Linked DNA regions of Mus musculus: region 2 is linked to region 1. Evidence: chromatin loops called from intact Hi-C (ENCODE). Cell type or tissue: left cerebral cortex. All regions are shown on one strand. Each heading gives the region's core, and the rest is flanking DNA. Links, peaks and the distances in the headings are about the cores only.

What was found. Peaks named below come from ENCODE experiments on the same cell type or tissue, not always from the same donor. Only the 100,000 strongest peaks of a DNase experiment are listed, where the experiment ranks them.
Region 2: a loop joins it to region 1, with 27 times the contacts of the local background. A loop is called at or near these places in 30 of 42 quality-filtered maps.

Annotation. Positions count from the first base shown.
Region 1 is chr4:145,582,278-145,585,205 of GRCm38, forward strand. It overlaps Gm13212 (predicted gene 13212), which reads left to right and starts at 2,923. Exons shown (of 4, transcript NM_001324416.1): 1 at 2,923-2,928. In left cerebral cortex, for the core only: no CTCF peak of the experiment used is centred there; no DNase peak of the experiment used is centred there.
Region 2 is chr4:145,406,398-145,409,325 of GRCm38, forward strand. No RefSeq gene overlaps it. Among named protein-coding and RNA genes, the nearest start is that of Gm42346, 4.4 kb to the right of the region's middle. In left cerebral cortex, for the core only: no CTCF peak of the experiment used is centred there; a DNase peak (open chromatin) is centred at 1,483.

The DNA of each region.
Region 1 (2,928 bases), core at 227-2,726:
GGTCATAGGTTTGACTTGTCTTAAATTTAAACGATAGCTAGGAGACTGCTCCCGTGAAAGTTTTATGCTTTACACTATATAGAAACCTCCTTCTCATTATTTATAACACTGGTGTGTGTGTCCACAAACACTCCCAGTAGTCATGTCCACACACCCTTGTTTATCATAAATATATAACATTTAACCAGAGTGCTATTGGTATTTAAGTCAAATTAGACTTTGATTGGTTATTCCCAATAAATTCATGATATCTTTGACCTAGCATATTTTGGAAGAACGAGAAAATATAGATCAAAGACTTTTTTGGTTGGTTCTGTGTATATATTTCACTTTGTGTAGCTTGCAAAGCACTTTCCCATAACGAGGACACTGGAATATAAGAGTCAATGTTCTTGGAGGCACCAGTTTGACCACTTCATATACAATGAGTTGTGTCAGTCCTGTCTTTAGCAATGAACACTTATTGTCAGTTTATAAAAAGCAAGCCCTTTCTTTTGTTGTCAGTGTCCTGCAATCTTTGGGTATTTTTATGAGACCACTTTGGCTAGCAGCTCACTTTATGTAACACAGTGAAAAATACAAGATCAACTGGAACTCCATCTCCTTCAGTATTCAAAGACTTCATTTGAATCATCTTCATACACTTATAAAGTCGTACTTTTCAAAGAAAAAAATTTTTTTGCAAACATCTTATGAAGAATATATCGAGCAGAACTCCATGAAGTCTTGCTCCATGGTGCTTTCCTATGCATTAGCAGAACCATAAGTGTGACAATGTATTATATAAAAGATCTAACTTGATGCGTTGATAAATGATAATTTATGTACTTTTTCATGTCCTGCCCAGAAACTGCATGTGAGTCATTTACTGAAAGCATGAAATACAGGCTTAAAGCACATTTCAAAATGCATAAACAGTTATGGGTATGGTTGATAAAAGTCATGTTTATAAATGTTTATTGTCTTGATCATGTGGACCCAGTTACCTAATCCTTTATAAAACTCTGTTAAAGATTATTGTTCACTATCCCATTCTTTCCCCCATGTGATGGTTCCCTTGATGTTCTAGAAACACTCCAAAGCTCTCTATTAAGGTCAGCCAGAGAGATACAAACAGACAACAGATTACACAGGTAGACACAAACATGGAGACAAAAGGCAGACAGAAAGGGAGAGATACTCAAGGCAGCCTTCAGGAAGTTACAGATTTAAACTAACTGAACAGACACACAGGTTGGAAGGCACAGGGAACATGAAGTAGAGAATTCAACTTTGGACTCACACTTAGTTAAATGCTCTGAGGGAAAGGCTTTTATTTCTTTCCTTAACTCAGATGCATTATTAATCACCAGTATGTTTAATCTATTCACATATGAGGAATCAATTAACTTGTGACATTTTTTTTTGCATAAGTACAATATGGGGAAAACTAAAACTCAACACAATGGGAAACAAGTAACCCTGCCATCTGAAAGGTGTCCATGGGCACAGAACCCTATTTAAAGACAGACCCCCAGGTTTGGGCTTGTGCTTCTGAGCTCTCACCTCCATGCTGAGCTAGAATCCATTTTAACCTCTCATAATCATCACAACAGGTTTTGAACCTAAGAGGTCACATGAGAATCCTGGAACTCATTACAATCATGAAAAGAGTTGACTTCCTAGCAATAGTCTAATGAGACTTGGGTAAATCTCGAGTCTCCTTTCCCCCACTTATGCTGACATGCATGGGTGTCATAGAGTGTTACAGGGAACAATCAGGAAACCATTTATCAACCAACAGTGCAGTATGTATTGCATTTTTGTTCTAGTTTTCTTTCATCCTTTTATCCTTTCTTTCTTTCTTTCTCTCTCTCTCTCTCTCTCTCTTTCTTTCTTCCTTCTTACTTCCTTTCCTTACTTTTTTTTTTGATAAAGATCAGGACAGTTTTCCGAAGGAGTTTCATTTATTGCCTCATCCTTCATGCAGTAAATAATATTGTGCCTTGACCTAACATCATTTTAATTCATCATTTTCTTTGATTGAGGCATCCACCTCCTCTACTTTTTCTTTAAGTCTGATAATCTGTCTCCCACAGGTTCTCTATGTATCAATTTTATTTGCCTCACTGCATTTTCTCTTCAGGATTTTTTTTTTTTTGGCATTTCTAAGCATTTATTGAACTCAATTTTAATATTTTATATTGTCATTTCCTTCAGGAATCTGGTATTATTTTCTTGCCCATGATTTATTTTGTTCCTCTCTGAGTGGATTTACATGGTTTACAAACTTTCATCTCCTTGATCATTACTGTGGGTTTTCAATTCTTTGTCTTGGATATCACATAAATTGTGCTCCTTATAGGATACCTCTATGGTTTGCGGTTTGAGCCAAGGACATTTTATCTAAGTTATTGTTTGTTTTGGGTATCTGTTCTGAGCATCAGAATTCAAAGGGATTTCTTAATTGTGTGCATTTTTAGCCCAGAGGAAAAGACTCACAATATGAGAAGTTAGTATGCGTTGTATCTGAAGGGTTCAGAACCCAGGTGCAGTGTCCTACTACATCCAGTTCTGGTCTAGTCTGGCAGCAACCTTGTGGGGAAGCTGTGCAGAGTAGGTCATGGGAAGTTGTGTGAGAGGCAGCCTGCAACAGAGTTGGAGGAGTGGTTCCTGATGGGGAGGGTGGGCCTCCAGCCTGATTAGATGAGTTTAAGAAAAAGACAAATTAAAAGCAAAGGAACGAGCAAGAAAGGAAGCAAGGAAGCAAAAATTCAAAACACCAAACATTGCTGTGAAGAATTGGGAAGCTAATTAATTAAAAGGTCCCTAAGTAGGTGGGCTTAGAAGAATTGCAGGAAGCTGCTGAATATTGGGCGGGTCCAGAAGGAGGGGCAAGCAGAAGTGAAGGGAAGTTCCGCGGTTTCATCTTTCTTTTTGCATCTCGGC
Region 2 (2,928 bases), core at 146-2,645, 180 kb before region 1:
CTGGTAAAAAAAAAAAATGTACTTTTTCTTGCACTGAAGAGAAAACCCTGTGGTTTTACATTCCTGGTTACCATAGAGCTCATTTTTTGACCATAGTTTCCTTTTGCCCTCTACAGAAAAAATATTTTTTATGGATGTATCTAGTTCTTAGGATGTTAATGTCGTGTTAGTGTAAATGGAAAGATGGTCAACAGATGTTTTCTAGAATATAAATTGTGTTGTTGAGATATACAAAGTGTGACTACATTGCTGACTCTATAGACATAAAACATGCATGTGCTACTGGCAGAATCCCAGCAATCAGAACACCGTGGCAGGAATATTCCTCTTCATTTGAGGTCAGACTCTACATCAAAGTGACATTCCAACCTGTGAGCCCCAATTTCTTCTTCTGGCCTGCATGGATTCTCCACATGTATTGAGTTGAATTTCTTACCCTTTTCTGCAGCTGTGTCTGTGTATTTTCAAATTTTTATTGCTATATAGTCAGAGAACTAAGTGCCATCAGGATCTTGATATTGTAATTTCTATGGCCCATCACCAGCCTTATATTTGTAAACAGTTGTCCTTCAACACAGGCTGAGATGCTTGAAGGGCAGGCAGCTCTCTATGCCTAAAGGCAATCCACAGAAATTCTGGTGATGTCTCACACCTGATTGCTTGTAAGAAAAAAACCTGACATCCAATTCCTGGGACAAGAACTGGAGGGTGGAATTTCTAGATATAAAAAGAGATGTAGGAGCCATGCGTGGTGGCGCACACCTTTAATTCCAGCACTTGGGAGGCAGAGGCAGGCGAATTTCTGAGTTCGAGGCCAGCCTGGTCTACAGAGTGAGTTCCAGGACAGTCAGGGCTATACAGAGAAACCCTGTCTCGAAAAACCAAAAAAAAAAAAAAAAAAAAAAAAAAAAGAGATATAGGGAGGAGAATGCAGATGTAGGAGATTTAGTGGGAGACAGAGAAGATAACAGATAGATGGGAACAGAACCAGTGGGAGGTTAAGAGGTATCTATGTATGAGGTCATAGGTTTGAATTGTCTTAAATTTAAACGATAGCTAGGAGACTGCTCCCGTGAAAGTTTTATGCTTTACACTATATAGAAACCTCCTTCTCATTATTTATAACACTGGTGTGTCCATAAACACTCCCAGTAGTTATGTCCACACACCCTTGTTTATCATAGATATATAACATTTAACCAGAGTGCTATTGGTATTTAAGTCAAATTAGACTTTGATTGGTTATTCCCAATAAATTCATGATATCTTTGACCTAGCATATTTTGGAAGAAGGAGAAATTATAGATCAAAGACTTTTTGGTTGGTTCTGTGTATATATTTCACTTTGTGTAGCTTGCAAAGCACCTTCCCATAACGAGGACACTGTAATATAAGAGTCAATGTTCTTGGAGGCACCAGTTTGACCTCTTCATATACAATGAGTTGTGTCAGTCCTGTCTTTAGCAATGAACACTTATTGTCAGTTTATAAAAAGCAAGCCCTTTCTTTTGTTGTCAGTGTCCTGCAATCTTTGGGTATTTTTATGAAACCACTTTGGCTAGCAGCTCACTTTATGTAACACAGTGAAAAATACAAGATCAACTGGAACTCCATCTCCTTTAGTATTCAAAGACTTCATTTGAATCATCTTCATATACTTATAAAGTCGTACTTTTGAAAAAAAATTTTTTTTTGCAAACATCTTACTAAGAATACATCGAGCAGAACTCCATGAAGTCTTGCTCCATGGTGCTTCCCTATGCATTGGCAGAACCATAAGTGTGACAATGTATTATATAAAAGATCTAACTTGATGCGTTGATAAATGGTAATTTATGTACTTTTTCATGTCCTGCTCAGAAACTGCATGTGAGTCATTTGCTGAAAGCATGAAATACAGAGGCTTAAAGCACATTTCAAAATGCATATACAGTTATGGGTATGGTTGATAAAAGTCATGTTTATAAATGTTTGTTGTCTTGATCATGTGGACCCAGTTACCTAATTCTTTATAAAACTCTGATAAAGATTATTGTTCACTATCCCATTCTTTCCCCATGTGATGGTTCCCTTGATGTTCTAGTAACACTCCAAAGCTCTCTATTAAGGTCAGCCAGAGAGATACAAACAGACAACAGATTACACAGATAGACACAAACATGAAGACAAAAGGCAGACAGAAAGGGAGAGATACTCAAGGCAGCCTTCAGGAAGTTACAGATTTAAACTAACTGAACAGACACTCAGGTTGGAAGGCACAGGGAACATGAAGTAGAGAATTCAACTTTGGACTCACACTTAGTTAAATGCTCTGAGGGAAAGGCTTTAATTTCTTTCCTTAACTCAACTCAAATGCATTATTAATCACCAGTATGCTTAATCTATTCACTTATGAAGAATCAATTAACTTGTGACATTTTTTGTTTTGCATAAGTACAATATGGGAGAAACTAAAAGTCACCATAATGGGAAACAAGTAGCCCTGCCATCTGAAAGGTGTTCATGGGCTTTGAACCCTGTTCTTTAAAGACAGTCACCAAGGTCTGAGCTTGTGCTTCTGAGCTCTCACCTCCATGCTTAGCTAGAAACCATTTTAACCTCTCACAGTCATCACAACAGATTTTAAACCTTGGAGGTTACATGAAAATCCTGGAACTCATTATAATCATGAAAAGAGTTGACTTCCTAACAATAGTCTAATGAGACTTGGGTAAATCTCGAGTCTTCTTTCCCCAGTTTATGCTGATATGCATGGGTGTACATACAGTGTGAGAGTGAAAAATCAGGAAACCATTTACGAACAAACAGTGCAGTATGTATTGTAATTTTTTTCTAGTTTTTTTCTTTCTTTCCTTCTTACTTTCTTTTCTTTTCTTTTTTTTTCTATTTTGACAAAAATCTAGACAATTTTACAAAGGAGTTTCTCTT